Linked DNA regions of Homo sapiens: region 1 is linked to region 2. Evidence: chromatin loops called from intact Hi-C (ENCODE). Cell type or tissue: PC-3. All regions are shown on one strand. Each heading gives the region's core, and the rest is flanking DNA. Links, peaks and the distances in the headings are about the cores only.

The links. Peaks named below come from ENCODE experiments on the same cell type or tissue, not always from the same donor. Only the 100,000 strongest peaks of a DNase experiment are listed, where the experiment ranks them.
Region 1: it touches region 2 in a loop (19-fold over the local background); 1 of 110 quality-filtered maps calls a loop at or near these places.

Annotation. Positions count from the first base shown.
Region 1 is chr10:62,217,094-62,227,595 of GRCh38, forward strand. RTKN2 (rhotekin 2) reads right to left here. Exons shown (of 12, transcript NM_145307.4): 7 at 6,145-6,239; 8 at 1,102-1,208; 9 at 25-156. Among named protein-coding and RNA genes, the nearest start is that of LINC02621, 37 kb to the right of the region's middle. In PC-3, for the core only: no CTCF peak of the experiment used is centred there; a DNase peak (open chromatin) is centred at 7,728.
Region 2 is chr10:62,329,560-62,340,061 of GRCh38, forward strand. It overlaps LOC283045 (a long non-coding RNA gene), which reads right to left. Exons shown (of 4, transcript NR_104162.1): 4 at 10,029-10,502. Among named protein-coding and RNA genes, the nearest start is that of ZNF365, 40 kb to the right of the region's middle. In PC-3, for the core only: no CTCF peak of the experiment used is centred there; a DNase peak (open chromatin) is centred at 5,952.

The sequences.
Region 1 (10,502 bases), core at 4,861-9,860, 110 kb before region 2:
TTCTCAAAATAGCATTTCCTTTACCTTGTTAATGGGTACTACCAAAGCTGGTTCCACTTTAGCTTCAATTTCCTCTGGACTGTAAAAACAATAGAGTTTACCTCCTCGCAAAACACAATACAACCTTCTCCAACTAATCAGACCTTCTACCATTTGCTGAAAAAAAAAAAAAAAAAATCAAGAGACTATCAATTTTAAGTTATTATCACTTTAAATACATCAAAATACTTATCAAGGTTAAATTAGTTATTTAGAATTTTTAAAATGTGATGGAATTATCCATTAATTTGATATACAAAAGGTTAATTGCCCCAAATCCAAGAGTATGTTAATATCAGAGAAGAAAAGTTTGGAATTCTTAAAGGCATTAAGTGAAATGGAGGCAACGATTACCACCTAACTTTTACACACATAAAACCATAGATCAATGGTGTTTTAGAAAAGCTAGTCGATTAAAAATTAGTGCTTAGAATTCTATAGCAATTCATCAAATGACTCAGGAAAATTATAAAAACAATTCTGTATGTTCAAAATATTATTTTCCCTTACTGTTCTCAGAGCATCGGAAAATGTCAACTACCCTTTAAGAATGCAAATTTTCTTTCCTCCTAATGGAATCTTTTAGAAAAAGCTATTGATTCATTGAAGTTCACAATTAATTATTTACTGAATATAAATAACTATGGTTATAAATAAATCAGCAGTAGGTGGCACAGAGGCAGGCAGCTTTGGAAGCTCAGAGTCCTAAACCGTGCCAAACGCTGTCTGCCAGAAAGACCTTTATGTGAAAGGTGTTGAGCAGCCCTCATCAGTTTCCACACGGAGCCCTCTGTTGCTGATTATCCTGTTGCTGCTATTAATGAAGCAGAGGAGCATGGAGAGGTAGCGCCTTAGCCATCAACATCGCAGTAGATCCCTCCCTACCTTGTCATTCTTTTCACCCCGCACCCCCTACAGTTTATATCTGATAACATTTAGAAAACTGACATTTAAAAAAAGACTTAAAAAATACTTCTCAATATCAGAAGGTGAAACAACTGCCTGTATATTAAGATTTAAAGTAGAGCTACAATTGTTGTAGGATATTTAAAGTCCTCTAACCTGCTGATTAAGAAATCCTGCAAATGCATCCTCAGCCATACAAGCTGGCTGGGCAACTAGTCGGCAGCACATGTTGCCATACAGGGGAAGCCAAAATGAAGACTCCTCTATTTAAAGGAGAAAGAAAAAAAAAAATCAAGTTATAAATATAAGTTTATTTAAGGTCATCATACATTTTGATTTTTCTCTTTTTACAATTTTGTTTTGCTTTGTACAGAACATATTTTAGAATTAGTTTCATGTAAAGATTCATCCTACCCAAATACCAGTGCCATATTAAGTGAGAAAATCAAATATGAGAATAGAAAGGACAGGATAATATTAAACTGACAGTTTATAGCATGCTATCACCTGAATAAAAATGAACTGTTTAGTCTCTTGTTTGATTTTAATTATTCAATGAAAGTTGTTCAGAGAATATAAGTGATCTCATTTAATATAAAAACATTCTAATAAAGTAATTTATGTTTGTCAAATTCTACTTTTTGTTCTGATTTTCATTATAATAATTAGAAAAGTGATCCTCTGAATAAAACATTATTTCACTTTGCGAGGCCGAGGCAGGCGGATCACTTGAGGTCAGGAGTTTGAGATCAGCCTGGCCAATATGGTGAAACCCTGTCTCTACTAAAAATACAAAAATTAGCTGGGCATGGTGGTGCATGCTTGTAGTCCCAGCTGCTTGGGAGGCTGAGGCCGAAGAATCGCTTGAGCCCAGGAGGCGGAGGTTGCAGTGAACTCAGACTGCACCACTGCACTTCAGCCTGGGCAACAAAGCAAGACTCCATCTCAAAAACAAAGCAAAACAAAAACAAAAAACATTATTTCAGAGAACTTAAGATAACTTCATCAACATTTTTGGCCCTTCCTCCTCCCCTTCTTTTGCTGAACAATTCAGTCATAAGCCATTAGATAGAGCCCCCAACATGAACATCTGTGCCAGGACTGGAGAAGGAGCTGTGGTGTGCTAGAAATGGATGATGGAGACAGGCAGAATGAGAATGGTGAGTAGCAGGGGCTGCCTGCAGGAGGTATCAGCACCTGAAGGGCCTGAGAGGGTGATGACACTGGGGCGCAGCCTAGATTTGGGACTCTGTCTTGAGCAAGCAGGGTAAAAGAGATATGCCTGGGAAGAGGAGCCTGACATCGAACATTAGAGCCCAATGAATGAAGAAGTAGCCCAGATTGAAGGACAATTAAAAAGCATGATAATTAAATGAAATGTATGATTCTGCATTGTATCCCTCTGCCATAAAGAACATTATTGTGACAATGGGCAACATCTTGAATGGACTCTGAGGATTATATGGTGGTAATGTATTAGTATTCATTTCTTGACTTCAAGAGTGATGATGATGTAGCTGAATGTCCTGATAGTAGGAAATATGTATTAATACATTTTGGGGTACAGACTATCATGTAAGCAACTTGCTGTCATAATTTTTTTGAGAAAAAAAAGATCTTGACATTTAAGCTGAGTGTGGTGGTGTCTGCCTGTAGTCCCAGCTACTCCAGAGGCCAAGGTGGGAGGAGTGCTTGCACCCAGGAGTTTGAGGCCAGACTAGGTAATATACCGATACCCATCTCTAATTAAAAAAAAAAAATCTTGACATTCAACTTGCAACTTTTCTGTAAGTTTGACATTGTTTAAAAAAGTTACTTCAAAAAACATTAAGATAGTCCTTTAATGAAGATACCTACCTGTGTACTACCTATCTATATGGAGGAAAGCATTAAATAATTTATTCTAGACATCAGAGTATAAATAAAAACCAAACATATGGCCCTTAGTTCACACTGGATCACATAAAAATGATTTTTAAAGTTTTGGCTGTGCCCTGTTGGTAGTGCCTACAAAATCGCTAGCTACTGGCCGTAACTATTATTCACCAAAAAGTTTTAATTACCCCAGAATTTTTTTTGTAAAAATAGTTAATATATACATGCAAGGCAGCAAAGGTTTGTAGTAAAACCAAAAAGTTTTAAATTTACCTACCCAAGATTCTACTATAGAATAGTACACAACAATGTTCTGAGACTATTCAAATCTTTTTCATTAATACATTTTAAAGCTGCTATATTTTAGAAATAAGGGGCTTAATCTGGGAAAAATAAATGCACGAGCATAATACATACAATTCCAAAATGCAAACACAAATAAACAAAAGTTATCTTTCCTAAAACAGGCAGCAAATGAAATGAAAATTCTGTAAAAGCATGTATTTCAGTAATACATCTGAAATCAACTTTGTGATTTGTAAATTTAGAAGTTTGAAAGCAAATTTCTTTATATAGGCAATCTCAGATTTATGAATAGCTTATGTTCTAAAAATCTGTAAGTTAGTTGAAAAGTACATCATAAAGAGTAAGAAACACGAAGGATACAATGAAAAAGACTAACATAGGTTTAACAGGCATGCAAAAAGAACAAAAGCTACACAACAGCAGAGGCAGTTTCAAACAGGTAGGAGAGATTTTGTCCAAACTGATGAAACATATCAACAATGTAAAGAAGCTCAAGAAACCCCAAGCAGCATAAATAAACTCTACACCTAATTATACCATGGTAAAATTTTAGAAAACCAAAGGCAAAAATAAATAAAAAGATTACACTCATAGTGGTGACATACTGGCAAATGATTTACAACATTTATAGTAAAATAATAAAAGCCAAAAATGTTGGAATTATATGTTCAATATTCAACAAGAAAAAATTAAAACTGCAGAATTAAGAAATATCTTCAATAATGAGGCAAAATAAAGCCATCTTCAGATAAACAAAAAGAACAAGAAGTCTGATATCAGCATAACTCACTAAAAGAAATTCTAAGGCTTATAATTCAAGCAGAGGGAAAAGTATCCCAGATGCAAGGCATAAGATACAAGTAGTGCACAGAAACATGTAGGTAAATCTAAATAAATATTAAATCTAAATAAGTACTAAAAAAAAAAAGAATTACAATATATAACAATAGCACATAGGTTAGGGAAAAGAGTTTAATTGTTCTAAAGTCCTTGCATTGTCTGAGAAAAGCACAAAACTATCTTTTAAGTTTAGTTTTTAATAAGTATGATTAATGAAATTTTTAGGGGTAAATTCTAAAAAATGAGAAAAAGGATGTATAACCTTAATTCAAACAAGGAAAAATTGCCTTAAAAGGCAAGAAAAAATAACCACGGAATAGGTGAGACAAACAGAAAACACAGGTTATCATAGATTTAAACCTAAATACACAGCTATTTGATATTAAATACGAAAGGACTAAAAGCTTCGGTAAAAAAAAGATTGTCAAATTAGAGAAAAATTAAAATCCAATATAATGCTGTTTGAAGAGGCATGTTTGTAACATAAAAATAAGTACAGTTTGAGGTAAAAGAAGAAAATACACAATTTAAACACATGCATCAAATAACAAAGGTTCAAATTATATACAGTAAAAATAGATATAACTATGGGTCGAAAAATCCACAATCACAGAAGGAGATTTTATCATACCTCTTGTAGTAATATGAAGTATATAGACTACAATCATTACTCCTAACAAATAATTAGCAAATATGGAACACACGGGTGAATAAAACTGACTAATCTATTACAAGAATGAGAATTAAAAAACAGAGATGGTACAGAAAGCAAATATCAGAATGGAAAAGAGGGAACAATGCTACAGAGGCTGCAGAAATTCAATAGATATAAGGACATTATAGAAAATTTAATGCCTATAAATCTCAAAGTTTAGATCAAATAGGTAGATATCTATAAAAACATAACTTATTGAAACTGACCCAAGAAATAGAAAAGCTGAAGAACCCTGTAACTATTAAGAATAATTAAATCAGTCTAAGAGATAAATGGAGACATATGTACAGCTAGGGTAACTGAGGGAAAGGAGGGGTAGTAACGTTCTATTTCTTGACATGTTCTATTTCTTGAGACAGGGTCTCACTCTGTAGCCCAGGCTGGCGAACAATGGTACAATCATACCTCACTGCAGCCTTGAACTTCTGGGGTCAGGCGATCCTCCTACCTCAGTATCCTGAGTAGCTGGGATTACATGCATGCACGACCATGGCCAGCTACTTTTTTTTTTTATTTTTGTAGAGATAGGGTCTCACTATGTTACCCAGGCAGGTCTCAAACTCCTGGGCTCATGTGATCCTCCCATCTCGTCCTCCCAAAGAACTGGGATTACAGGCATGAGCCACCACACCTAGCCTCATAATTATTTTTTAAACTACATATTTACATTTCATGAACTTTTCCCTATTTTTAACATAATTTCTCATTGTGAAACAAAAAAAATTGGTATAACATTATCAATCTTATCAGTACAGAGCCACAATCCTTACAACAGTAAGTATAATTAGGACTTTACCACATATTTTTATTTATTTTGCTTGGAGAAAATGAACAAAAGTAAATAACCCAAATCATACTTCCAAACTGCCTTACCAGCACTGCTCCATATTTTTTCATCACAAGTAAAATAACCTGGGAGAGTAGCAAGTGCTCATGCTAAGTTTTACAAATCTTCCTAATGACCTAAACCCCTTCTTCAGTTTCCTGTATCTTTATTTTGGATAAACTATAACTACCACTGCCATCCAAAGAGAAAAAGGTAAACTCTAAATACCACCGCCATCCAAAGAGAAAAAAGTTAAGATAATTTAACCCTTTCTCTTTCTTACATTCTCTGCTTCCTACTAACAGAAAAGCTGGCTTCCTTGATTTCAAATTTAAAAATAAGTCAGGTCTTTAATTTCCAGCTAGAAGAGTGGTAAAGTCATAAATTCCAAGTCAAAAACAAGGATTGAGCATACCTGAGACCCTTCTTTTCCCACTAAGCCTTGCAAGCAAATCTCAGTGTAGAGAAAGGAAAATAAACTTTTCTCCTTTGGGGAAGAGGGACAGATATATTTTAAAGAACCAACAGAATCACTCATGTCTCCATTATTTAAGCCGATATCCACTTGAGGGGAACATACTATAATTAGAAATATAGACAGAATATATGTAATAAGTAAAATATATACTGTACTTACCATTTCCATTAATAGACAGATTATGGGTCTTGAAACTATCCTCAGCACTTTCCAAGGTTAGGGTAGTGTGAGCTAGCAAATTATACTTTACACCACTAATAGTAAGAAAGAAGACATGTTTTAAGTATTTTTGTATTTCTACTACTACACAAAATATTTGTATGTTCAACAACAAATAATAAACAACCTGATTTAAAGATAAGCAAAGGACGTGAATAGACATTTCTCCAAAGAGAGGACAAGATCCAGCATTACATTCTGACACATTACATTTCTCCAAAGAGAGAAATGTCTATTTCTCTTTTGTTGACAAATGGTCAACAAAACATAAAAAGATGCTCAGTATCATCAGTCATTGGGGAAATGTAAATCAAAACCACAATGAGATATCAGTTCACACTCATTAAGATTAGTAAAACAAACAAAAAAACAGTAACACATGTTAGCTGGTATGTGGAGAAACTAAAACCTTTGTACATTGCTGGTCGGAATGTAAAATGATACCACCTCTGTGGAAAACATTTTGGTGGTTCCTCAAAAAATAAGAAATAAAATTACTGATCCAGCAATTCTACTCTGATATATACCCAAAAGAACTGAGAGCAGAGACTCAGATATTTGTACACCTAAGTTCACAGCAGCATTATTGACAATAGCCTAAAGGTAGAAGAAACCCAAGTGTCTATCCAGGGATGAAGGAATCAACAAAATGTGGGGTAGGTGTGTGTGTGTGTGTATATATACACATACATATGCATAATGGAATATTATTCAGCCTTAAAAAAGAAGAAAATTCTGACATACTACGACATGGATGAATCTTGAAGACATTATGCTAAGTGAAATAAGCCAGTCATAAAAGGACAAACACTATATATGATTTCACTTATAAGAGGTACCTAGAGTAGTGAAATTCATAGAGATGGAATCTAGAATGGTGGCTGCCAGGAGGATAGAAGGAGGAATTAGTGTTCAATAGGTACAGAATTTCAGCTTGAGAAGATGAAAAACTTCTGGAGATGGAGGGTGGTGATGCTTGTACAACATGAATGTACTTAATGCCTCTGAATGTATATTCAAGAATGCTTTACTACAAAAAAGAAAAAATTTAGATATAATAGATGACATTTTTCAACGATGCAAGTTATTAACTTAGCAAGTTTATCTCTATACTTTGTCAATAAAAATCTGCAAATTATTTGTTTTAATTCACACAAATGTTTCTCTGAAGGGTCCCCGTTCATTTAATAAATATTTACTGAACACTTAAAATGTGCCAAGTCCAATGCTAGGTGATGGGCATTCAATGGTAAACAAGATCCAGCATTACATTCTGATGCAGGCAGAATGAAAAAAAAAGTAGGCAGAGGAATAAACCAAATACCAGCATTTGCAAGTTGGAATGCAACTTTTTCTATGAAAGAAACAAAGGAGATGAGAAAACTGAGGACCTGTGGTAGGTAGGTGAACTGGGGAAGGACTTTCTGAGGAGTTAACAGTTATCCAGTCATAAAAGAATCTAGCCAAGCAAAGAATGCAGGAAAACATTCCAAGCAGAGTGAGTATCTGCAAAGGGAGGGCTGAAGGAAAACCAGTGTGGCTAGTGCACAGCAAGCAAGCAGCAAGCATGGTGCAACGCAAGGCTGGAAATACAGGGAGTGATGAGCTCACCTGGAGGCTCTGTGAGCCCTGGAAGAGGAGTGGATTTAATTCTAAGTGTAATAGGAAAGTTGATAAAAAGTGGAATGATAGGGTCTGATTTATATTAATTTCCCAGGGACAAAGGCTGTCTTTTTGACCAAACTCTAGCCATGATCCTCTGAGTCCTTTACTCAACTAGGCCTCAACCTTGGCCTCTAAGGACCTGAACAAACACTAGCATTGTTTCTAGCAGCTCTAACCTGCATCCCTAAGATGTCTTCTTAAAGTGCCTGCTTGAGAAAACTCGAGGCTGACAAAATAATTTATTGTTTGTTCCAACCAAGAGCTGAAAACAGGGCCTTTCAGTCTTTCAGTCTCTGTGAGAAGGTAGGAGACTAATTTTGATAAATACCAGCTAGAGCACCCAGGTGGGTTCCACATGGACCAATCCCCCCTTCCCACTATCTGGAACTTTTCACTTAGCTAACTCTGAGCCTCACTCAACCTCTCCCAGTTTCCTCACTTTCCTTTAAAATGACCAGTTGTCTCTACACAAATCAAAGTTGAGTGCAATTCATGTGTGACTCTTCTTATTGTAATAGCACATTACTGATTCAAATCTGTCCTTACCACTTTAGCATCCAACTTTTTTTATTTTTCACAGAATGAATCTCCTTCTTCTGGTTATCTACATCAGAGATTTGAGGGTTTTATCTATAGTGTGAGAACATGGATGACTTCATTACACTCATTCCATTTTTTTCATTATAGTTCCCTTTGTGGTACTTACGTTAAAATAGCACTCTTACCAAAATACCTAGAATTTCTCGTGATGAATTTCATATCCTGGCACTTCGTGGTGATAAAAAGTGAATTTATGTTCAGTAACAACTGTATTTTCTTTTCTTTTTTTTTTTTTTTGAGACGGAGTCTCACTCTGTCACCCAGGCTGGAGTGCAGTGGCACAATCTCGACTCACTGCAAGCTCCGCCTTCCGGGTTCATGCCATTCTCCTCCCTCAGCCTCCCGAGTAGCTGGGACTACAGGCGCCCGCCACCATGCCCAGCTTATTTTTCGTATTTTTAGTAGAGACGGGGTTTCACCGTGTTAGCCAGGAATGGTCTCGATCTCCTGACCTCATGATCCACCTGCCTTGGCCTCCCAAAGTGCTGGGATTACAGGTGTGAGCCACTGCGCCCGGCAACAACTGTATTTTCTATGCTAGCAATCCTAATTTTTTTCATGATTTTCTTGATTTTATTTTTTTTCCAAATCAGTAAAATCTCAAAACATCAACGAGTATATTAAAAGAGAGAGACAAAGAGAGATATAGAAGACAGTGATGTCTGATGGGAATTTATATTAATTATGCTAGGTGTTATGTTTCATAAACCTCCTTTGTTTCTTACTAAATCCTTAATAAAGTCTCTATTACAAAAATACATATGCATACACTTAGTAAGTATGCAATGTATGCATGCACTTCAATAAATAATAGCATACTTCATAGAATACTACTCCCTTGGAGAATGCCTCTTGGCTTTTACTATATAGTCATTACAGACCAAAGATAACTCTCTATACCCAGTGTTTCTGGTCAATGTTTATATAGGAAAATTTATGTTTCTGTCTCCAAATTTCAACATAACATTTTAAACAAAACAATGCATGAGTACATTTTCGAGTTACATTCTGAATTGGTATAATGTCAGACTCACACTTAGGCTTTTCAAAAGTTCACTATATATCAACAAATCTTAACTGCTGCTAGAACTAAGAGAGGGACAAGTGGCCATTCTCTGCTATTATTCATTTATTCTGAACAAGTTTCTACAGTGCCTTTCACAATAAGCTCTTATTTTTCCCTATTGTTCACATAATGAATCCCCAAAAAGTTGAAGTATTAAAGAAAACTGTGGAGAAAGAATCAAAGTAGGCTGGGCATGGTGGCTCACGCCTATAATGCCAGAACTTTGGGAGGGTGAGGCAGGAGAATTGCTTGAACCCGGGAGGCGGAGGCTGCAGTGAGCCAAGATCGTGCCACTGCACTCCAGCCTGAGTGACAGAATGAGACTGTCTCAAAAAAATAACTAGAAGGGGGTTTTAAATTGATAACACATTATAACGTTTCCCACTTAAAATAATGGGAAGTAGACTCACTGTGAGCACTTTAGGGCAGAATATGTTATTTTCAAGAAAAGATTATCGACAATAAGTGGGGTGCCTTCATTTGCCAGGCACTGTTCCAGGTGTTAAAACGACAACAATCAACGAAATAGGGGAGGAGAATGTATAAATATGTAAACATACATTTATATATTTATCTATTTTTCCTCTCTTATACAGGAAGAAAAATAGATAGAAAAATATATAATTGTATCAAGCCCATGAAGCTAAGTAAAGCATGGTGAAGGGATTAAGGTCAGGGGAGAGTGCTATTTCAGATGGCCAAAGGAGAAGAAGGCCTATCTGCAAAAGTAACACTTGAGTGAAGACCTGAAAGGAAGAAAGGAGCCACAAGAAGAACAGAAGGAAGAGTATTTCAGGCAGAGGACAATACATATAAAGGCTAAGGTGAGTACATGCTAGGTGTGTTTGACAAACAAGGAGGTCACTGTGACTGGAGTATAGTGAGGGAGGCAGAGTGATTTGAGATGTCCAAAAGGTAAGTAGGGGGCAGACAGACAGACAATACCACAGTCCTGGTGGGGCACGGT
Region 2 (10,502 bases), core at 3,490-8,489:
AATTGTTTTAGCTATTGAGGGTGACTTGCAATACCATATGAATTTTAGAATCCACTTTTTCATTTCTGCAAAATAGGTTGTTGGGATTTTGATAGGGATTGAATTGACCCTGTAGATTACTTTGGGAAGTATTGCCATCTTAACAATATTAAGTCTTCTGACCTTAAACATTGGGTGTCTTTTACTTATTTGGGTCTTCTTCTTTCAGCAGTGTTTTGTAGTTTTCTAGGTGTAGGTTTTGCACCTTCTTGGTTAAATTTATTCTTAAGGATTTTATATTTTTTTAAATACTATTGTAAGATAATGCTGGACTCAGAATGAGGTGAGAATGTTATCTCCTCTTCTATTTTGTCAAAGAGTTTGAGGATTAGTGTCAATTTTTAAATAAAAATTTGGTAGAATTCATCAGTAAGTCAACCGCTCCTGAGCTTTTCTTACTGAGAAAATTTTTAAGTGTTTAATATTTGTTTGTTTTTCTGATTCAATCTTTTTACTTCTTATAAGTCTGTTCACATTTTTCCTTTCTGCTTGAGTCAGCTTTGGCAATTTGTACGTTTCCAGGAATTTGTTCATTTTATTTAAGTTACCTAATTTGTTGGCATACAATTGTTTATGGTATTCTCTTATAATCATGTTTATTTCTGTAATGTAATAGTAATAGTAATCCCCCCTTTCACTCAGATTCATGTGTTGAAGCCTTAACACTCAGTACCTCAGAATGTGACTATATTTGTAGACACGGCTTTTAAAGATGTGATTAAGTTAAAATGAGGCTTTTATGGTGTACCTAATCCAATCTGTCTGATGTCCTTATAAAAAGAGCAGATGAGGATACACAGAGAGAAATCAGGGATGCACATGTACAGAGACAACCATGGAAGAGGCAGCAAGATAGTGATCTCTTTCTGTAAACCAAGGAAAGAGGCCTCAGGAGAAACCAAGTCTGCTGACACCTGGGTCTTGAACTTCTAGTCTTTGAAACTCTGAGAAAATAAATTTTTATTGTTTAAACACCCATCTGTGTTTTTTTTTTATAGAAACCCTAGTAAACTAATACAGTAATGATCCACTTTCATGTCTGATTTTACTCATTTGAGTCTTCTTTCTTTCTTAGTCTAGCTAAAGTTTGTCAATTTTGTTGATCTTTACAGATAACAACTTTTGGTTTTGTTGATTCTACTATTTTTCTATCTCTTTTTAATTCATCTCCCTTCTAATCATTATTTATTTATTTCTGCTAGCTTTGAGCTTAGTTTGCTTTTTTTTTCTAGTTCTTCAAGATATAAAGTTAGGTTTTTGGTTGAAGATCTTTCTTATTTTTTAATGTAATTATTTACAGCTGTAAATTTTCCCCAAGTGCTGCTTTCTCTTCATGCCAAAAGTTTGAAAATTGTTCATTTTAATTTGTCTTAAAATACTTTCTCCTTTTCCCTGGTGAGTTCTTCTTTAACTCATTAGTGATTTAAGAGTATGTTGATTAACTTTTTTAAAATTTGAAATTAAATGACACTCTTAAACAACCAATAGATTAAAGAAGAAACCACTAGGAAAAAATAAAAAATACTTCAAGATACTGGAAATTTCCTTCTGTTATTTATTTCTAGTTTCACTCCATTGTGGTTACAGAACATACTTTGTATAATTTTAGTCTTCTTAAATTTACTGAGACTTGTTTGGTAGCCTAACATATGGTCTATTTTGGAGAATGATCACTTTGCAGCTGAGGAAAATGCGTATTCTACTGCTGTTGAGAGAAATGTTCTGTGTATATCTTAGATCTAAATGGTTTATATTGTTCAAATTTTCTATTTTCTTTTTTGTCTTCTGTCTACTTGTTCCATCCATTTTCAAAAGTGGGATATTTAAGTCTTTGACTATCACTATAAAACTATTTCTCCATTTAATTCTGTCACCTTTTATTTCATGTATGTTATGGTTCTACTGTTAGGTGTGTACACTACTTATTTAAAAAAACAAAAAATACATAAAATAAAAATATAGGTAATGTATTTATAATTGTTATATCACCTTGATGGAATGACTCATTCAAAATATATAATGTCCTTCTTAGTTTCTTATTATAATTTCCGTTTTAAAGCTTATTTTGTCTGATATAGCCATCTCTACTCTCTTTCTGTTACTATTTGCAGGTAATGGCTTTTTCCACCTCACAACTCAATCTTCGTCTTTCAATCTCATGCAAGTTTCTTGTGGACAGAATATAGCTAGATCATGTTTTTTTAAAAATCCATTATGCCGGTACCTGCCTTTTAATTGAAGTGCAATGCATTTACATTTAAAGTCATTATCAATAAGGAATGATACACTTCTGCCTTAATTTTTTTTCTGTTTGTTTTACGTCTTTTATGTTTTTCAGTCATGCCATTAATGTCTTCTCTCTGTTTAGTTTTCTTTTAGTGTACTATTTTGATTCACATCTTGCTTCCTTTTTTGAATATTTTTTAGTCATTTTCTTAGTGTTTAACCTGTGGATTATAAGTAATATCTTAAATTTATAAGATTCTAGTTGGAAGTAAAACGAATTTAACTTTGAAAGTATACAAGAATTCTGCTTGTAATATAACTTCGTTTCTCCCCTTTTATATTGTTATTGTTACAAATTACATCTTTATAAATTGCATACCAATTAACATAGAATTATAAATTTTTAAAATGCATTTTCTTTTAAATCATATAGAAAAAAGGATTAGTTACAATACTAAAATGCAATAATACTTGCATTTATATTTGTCTAAGTAGTTAATTTAACCAGCTTTTAAAAATTTATTTGTATGGCTTCAGTTTTCTGTCTAGTATGTTTTTATTTCTGCCTGAAGGACTCCATTTAGCATTTTTTGTTGGGTAAGTAGGTCTACTAGCAATAAACTTTGTCAGCTTTTGTTTATCTGGAAATACCTTAGTTTTTTCTTCATTTTTGAAGAATAGTTTTGGCAGATTCAGTTGGTAGTTTTTTGTTGTTGTTGTTGTTTGTTTTGTTTTAGGCACTTTAAATATGATGTTCCATTGCCTTCTGCCTTCTATGGTTTCTGACAAGAAATCAGTGGTTAATGTTATTGAAGATCTCTTTTGTATGGCAGGTCACTTCTCTCTTGCTACTTCCAGAAATCTCTTCTTGCCTTTGTCTTTTAACAGTTTGATTACAGTGTGTTTTGGTGTGTACCTCTTTGAGTGTATTCTACTTAGAGTTTATTGATCTGCTTGGATGCATAGATTAGTGTCTTTTATCAAATTTGGGAAGGTTTTGTCCATCATTTCTTTTAACATCATTTTTGTTCTGTTTTCATTCTTTCTTCTCTTTCTGGGACTTCCATAATGTGTATGTTCATATGCTTGATGGTGTCCCACAGGTCTCTTAGACTCTGTTCATTTTTTCTTTATTCTTTTTTATTTCTGCTTCTCAGACTGGATGATTTCAATTGACCTATCTCCAAGTTTGCTGGTTTGTTCTTTTGCCTACTCAAATCTGGCATTCAGCCTCTTTGTTAAATTTTTTATTGTTGTTATTGTACTTTGAAGCTCCAGAATGTCTATATGGGTCTTTATTTATAAGTTCTATTTGTTCATTAATATTCTTTAATTGGTGAGATATAATTTTCCTGGTTTCCTCTTTGCATGTTTTAAAGACAGTTGACTTAAAGTCGTTTTCTAGTCAGTCTAATAGCCAAACTTCTTCAGGGACAATTTTAGTCCATTTTTTTTTCATGGTAATGACTATAATTTCTTGTGTTCATGTGTGTGTGTATTTTTTGCATGCCTCATCATTTTTGTTGAAAATTAGGGATACATTTGGAATATTGTAATTTGATAACTCTGAAAATTGCATTTTCCCTTCTCCCAGAAATTTTTTGCTGGTGCTTTTTGTGGACTTTGGTTATTTGTACAGTGACTTTTCTAAACTACTTGCATAAAGTCTGTATTATTTGTTATATGTGGTATCTGAAGTCTCTGTTCCACTAGCCTAGTGGTAAGATAGTGATTTCACAGAGATTTCCTTAAATGCCCAGAGCCAAAACATCTTGCAGTCTTTGCAGCCGGACTCTGTGTGTGTGTGTGTGTTGAGGCATGATTTTAACACTTCGCTGGGCAGTTTGAAACTCTTCCTTTGTCTCACTTCCTTCATGTGAAGAACTGAAAGGCCATCCAGAGGACCTTCTGAGGTGTTTTCTGAGCATGCCCCCTATCTGGGACATGCATGTAGCCCTCTAGATTGCCAAATATAAGTAAAGGATTTTCAAAGCTCTTATTTCCCACAATATCTCACTTCCTAATCTTTCTCAAAGGCTTTTAAAAGTGTCTATTGTTTTAGTCAACTGGTACACTTAGACACTGCTGGTAGCAAGTAATTCATTTGCCTTGAAAGGTTTTTGTAAAGTCTCTCTACATAGCAGCTCCTATGTCTTAAAAGAGTTCCAAGTTAGATTAAAAATGGGGAAGCTCTTTGCATTAGTCCTTCAGGGAGTGACCAGACAGGTCCAAACAATTAACCATAAGTCTTTGAAAACAAGATCAGCTCTGCTCCCTCCAAAAGCTGTCATTTTCCAGATTACCAAGCTGGGAGAGAGAGTAATAGGACAAGGGTAAGTTAAAGCACCACAAATTTTTACTACCAAGTTTCAGTTTCCCTTTTCTTGATTGTATTTGCTTGGTTGCTATAAACCATTGACTGCTTTCCAAAGTTCTGATAAAATTGATTCTAACACTTTTTGCCAGTTTTTCAGTGCTTTTGTGAAGGGACAGGCTCTTGAAGTTCCCTTCTTTGCTGTTTTTCCTGCTATTTCTCAGACATGTTTTAAGAAATAGAAATATGGTGGACTTAATATAACAGTCATTAAAAGTTGTGAAGCTAGTATAATAACATAGTGTGGTTTGTTTTACAGTTAGTGAAGCTGATGAATAGACAAGAAGAGAAAGCACACAGATGGGCTTCAATGATATTATGTTCCTCTTTTTTAGTTTGGTTGATGGGTGCCAATTTTTACATATAGTCTTTTGAGAGCATCAAATATTACATAATAAAATGTGTTTAAAGTCTACTTAGACACTGGAAAATATATTACTAGATAACTATTGCATTGAAAATAAATTCAAAGCAAATTACAAACTATCTAGAAAGTAATACACTGCTGCAAAAGCTATACCAAAGAAGTTAAGCGTTAGTCTTAAACACTTCAATTATTAAAGAAGAAATAATAAAAAAGGAGGGAGTGTTTAGTATAAATCTTAAGAACATTGAAAAGGCTCAACAAAATAAACTAACAGAGCTAGAAAGATGAAATCTTAAGACAGAAAAGCAACAATTACTAAATGTAAAGCTAAAAAATCAAAAGATAAGAAAATCCAAGTGGAAAATATCACTAAAATTAAACTCCTATTTAGTTTTATTAAGAAAAAATAAATAGATAATGACAGATTTTCCTCAGTTCTAAGAAGGAAGCAAACAGGATTCTATGATGAAAAAATAACTTAGGTGAATGAATAAAGATAGCATGGTGGGAGGAAAGTTTCCCCAATCCAAGGATGAGAAAGACCTAGTCTAGATCTAGGACAATTGGAGGTGGTGATGAAAATATTTCTAGGATGTTCTTGAGTTCAGAAAGAGCATGGTGTGCTTAAAATTTTCCCTCACTTTTTATGTCTAGGACGCAGGAAACAAGGAGGTACAGATTATATGTAGTAGCACAACACCTGAATAAATGAATGACATCACAGAATCTGTCTTTTTTTGCAAATAGCCACAAAGTTGGAACAAGAAGAAAAATGAGACATATATATCAGAGAAGCCACAAACTAGATAATCAAGCTCTGGACTTTATCTGAACACCTATTCCAGAGGGAGATATTTTTTTCCCTCTCTTATAAGTTTTCAACTCAGGGAATTGTGCTTGGTTTGCTTATTTTATCATGCAACTTAATACATGTGTTAGTCACTTCCTGTGTGCTCAATCTACTATGGAGATAAATTAGATCCCCAACAACCAGGAAGTATATTAATAATCTCTGTGATGCTCTTATTCACCGTGCATGAGTGATTTGAATGTTAATTAGTATTTGTAAAGTAGGAAGAGGAACAGGAGTGAAGTGTTGGTTTATTTTCATTACCTGATAATAATGCGTCTATCACAACATTATTACATACATAAAGAATAATATCCTACTGCCCTGTCATCCTGGCAAGTTAATAAACATGAATCTTTATCTTATTGTATGGGGAAAGATTTTGAGCCGGTAAGATGAATTAATAAAATGGGATCTTCAAAGGGGATTCAAAATAATAATAAAATCTATATCTATAGTTGCAACATGTTTCCTAAATTTCAGACCCACATATTCAAAGGCTTATTCAATAGATTCTGATAGATATCTATAATGTAAACATATCCAAAATGTTAGAGATTATCTTACCCCCAAATTCAACAGGTACACCATGGAATTCTCCATCTTTTCCCCAAGTTATACTCTTCTGTATTTCCTATCTCCATATTCAGCACGAATATCTACTACCTCCCTAAGTCGGAAATCTGAGAGACATCTTATCCTTCCAACTCTTGTCACATCCACAACAAATATATCTCTATTTCCTATTGATTCTACTTTTTAAATTATACTTAAATCCTATAGCTTCTCCATCTCTACTGACAACATTTCAGTTCAGGCCCTCGTTAAACTTTTAGAATCCTGTAATAACCTCCTAATTTTCTCCTGACTCAACTCTTGTTGTTCTCCAATTTATTTACTATGCATTGGTCCCAAGTGATCCTTATAAAATGCAAATTTCCTTGCCTTTCTTCTCAGCTTAAAAGGCATCATTGTGCCCTATGGTATTTTTAAAAAGATTTAAATTTAAAAAATTTAAATTTTAAATCCAACATTTTTAGTTTGGTCCCAACAATTCTTCATGATCTGTTCTTTGCCTCTTTTTCATATGTGCCTGACACGATAGCCATGGTGAGCTACTTGGGCCTACCATATAGTTTCATTCCTCTGGGCCTTTACACATGCTGCTTGCCTGGGCATGCCTGCAGCAGACTAGAGGCCCACAGGCACTGGGACAATGGGGTGGAGCCACCAGGAATTCACACCTTATGCAGGGGAGGAAGCTGGCCTCTTCAGCTTCAGTATGGTGGCCCTGGTATTCAATGGGGGAGGTGGAAATCTGCTCTCAGGACCCCCTCTCTTCACTGAGAAGTTTCTTTTTGCTTAATAAATTCTGCTGTCCTCATCCTTCAATGTGTTCATGTGCCTAATTCTTCCTGGTCATGAGACGAGAACCCAGATTAGCTGAGCTAAGGAGCAAAAAATCCTGCATCATCACCAGGCAGCTGTCCACATAATTACTGCCCACATCCTAATGGGAGTAAAATATCCACACCTACCTGCAGAGCATACTGGAGAATGTACTTTATTCTGGGCAACCACATACCCAGCTAACAGATGATATTTCTGTTAATATGGAAGAAGAGAAGAATGGATATTGGGAGACAACAGTAAGTGTGTAGTAAAACCAATGAAATAATTTACTTATTGAAAGCAATATAAAAGCCTGGTTTAAAAGTTCAACAAATCAGGTCATGTCATGCCAATCCTCCTACTGCAACAACTGGAAAAGGCCAAATAAATTGCAAAAAATATATTTCTAAAAGTGTTAGCAAACTGTGGAAGCAGTGAGAACTGTATTAGTCTGCTTGGGCAACCGTAACAAAATACCATGGACTGGGGGATTTAAATAACAGAAATTTATTTTATCACAGTTCTGGAGGCTGAAAGTTGAAATCAGTGCCAGCATGGTCTGGTTCTGGTGAGAGCTCTCTTCCTGGCTTGCAGATGGCTACCTTCTCTTGCTATGTCCTCACATAGCCTTTCCTCAGTGTGTGCACATGATTAGAGAGAAAGCAGAACTTTCTAATGTCTCTTTTACAAAGGCACCAATCCTACCATGAGTCGTTACCCTGATGACCCCATTGAAACCCAACTACATCTGAAAAGCCCCATCTCCAAATACTATCACATGGGGGTTAGGGCTTCAGCATGGTAGTTCCAATTTCTCCACAAATTCACCAATATTTGGCATTAAAAATTTTAGCCATTGTAGTGGATTTGTAGTGGTATCTCCTTATGATTTTAATTTGCATTTACCTATTGACAAAAGGTAATATTTTTATGTGATTTTTAGCCAATCATGTATCTTCTTTTGTAAAGCATCTATTTCCATCTTTTCCCCATTTTTATGAGATTTTTACATGGATAAATAGATTATAATATTGTAAATAATAAGTAGATTAAAGTATAGATTATAATCTAAAATTTAATAATTATAATTATTATAATAGATTAAAAATTTAATCTAAATTATAGATTATCAAAGATTTATATTATATATTTATAATACAAAAAGAAAGTTTTAGCAATGCATGCATCTGACAAAAAGTTTGTGTCCAGAACATGTGAATATGTGTATATATATAAAAGTATATATGCATTATTAATGTATGTGTATACACACAGACACATGATACATATATGTATATTGTAATATACACACATGGATACACACACATATTCTGTACACAAACTTTTTGTTAGATGTATGTGATACAGACAGGAGGCAGAGAAACACTGGGTAGAAGAAGGTGAATCCCCAGCAAAGGCCCCACCCTCAAGCCTGGAAACACACAGCCCTAAATGGGAACAGACATTCCTGTTTTTGTACCCAACTCTTGCCTTTTGACCCTCCATGCCTGCTATCATGTACCCATATAAACCCCAAACCCCAGGATCTATGAGGAGACCAACAGAAGAGCAGAAGAGCAGCAGAGCAACATGGCAGAGAGGGAGAGAAGGAAAGGAGCATCTGAATATCAAGAGGAGTTTGGCTGGGGACGATCAGAGAGGAGTCAGCTGCAGGACAGCTGAACTCCAGGGTAAGATCATCTTCCCACTCCCACCCCTTTCCAGTTCCCCATCTATCTCACTGAGGGCCACTTCTACCACTCAATAAAATCCCCACACTTACCACTCATCAAGTCCATGTGACCTGATTCTTCCTGGATGCCAGAAAACGATCCGGGTACCAAGAGGGCAATGTGTAAAAGACTGTCACCCTGACACTCCACTGAGCTGGTTTAACATTTAGCCATACACAGATGGTAACTGCTAAAAGAGCATTAATCATAACATACTCCTAGATGCTACCATGGGGCAGGAGCCCAAAAGCGCTCACCCCAGCTCCTGCACCTGCCCATCTGTATGCTCCCCTTCCTGTAAGGTGTTTGAATGTGTGGTGGCAGAGCAAGCAAGCCACACTCTTGTCACAAGTCCCAAGAAGAGGTCAGGAAACTCTCCTGTTCCATATGCATTATTAATACTTTCTTTATTAATATAGTTTGCCTTTACAGTTTCTTAATGCCGTCCTTCAAGACTCAAATGTCTATTTTATTTTACTTTTATTTTTCAAATTTTTTAAATTATTATTTTTTTCAACTTTTATTTTAGATTAAGTGGGTACATGTGCAGCTTTTTTACTTGGGTATATGGTGTGATGCTGAGGTTTGGGATTTTTTAATGGTTAGTGATTTTTGTGTTTTAAGAAATCTTTGCCCACTCCAAGTTTGTGAATATTTTATCCAATATTATCTTCTAGAAGTTTTATGGTTTTAGCTTTTATATTTAGGTCTATAATCCACTACAAGTTAATTTTTTGTTTACAAGTTAACTTTTTTTCGTACAGCACGAGTTGTGTCAACTGTCAATTTTTATGTGAAAATACAATTGTTATCAGCAACATTTGGGGGAAAAAACTACCCTTTTCTATGTAGACTACTTTGTCATGTTTGTTGGCAGTTAATTCTATATATGTTTTGTTTTGAATTCTGCATGCTGCTTTATTGATCTTTAACACCAATACCACACTATATGTAGCTGTACTAGTCAGGGTTCTCCAGAGAAAAAAAAATCAATAGAAGATAGATAGATAGATAGATAGATAGATAGATAGATAGATAGATAGATATGTATTTTATATACATACATATGAATATATTTATTTTAAGAAATTAACTCATGTATTTATGAAAGCTGCCAAGTTCCAAGATCTACAGTTGTTAAGCTGGAAACCCAAGAGAGCCAATGGTGCAGTTCTAGTCCAAAGAACAGCAGGTTGAGACTCAAGAAAAGCTGATGTTTCAGTTCAAGTCTGAAGACAGGGAAAAAAATGATGTCCCAGTTCAAAGGCAGTCAGGAAAAAGGAATACCTCCTGATTCATTGTGAGTTAATTTTTATACATGGCATAAGGTAAGGGTCAAGTTTTTTTTTAAGTGAAAGCAAGTTTATTATGAAAGTAAAGGAATGAAAGAATGGCTACTCCATAAGAAGAGCAGTGGTGCACACCTAGTTGCCCATTTTTATGGTTATTTCTTGTTTATATGCTAAACAAAGGGTGGATTATTCATGAGTTTTCCAGGAAAGGGGTGGGCAATTCCTGGAA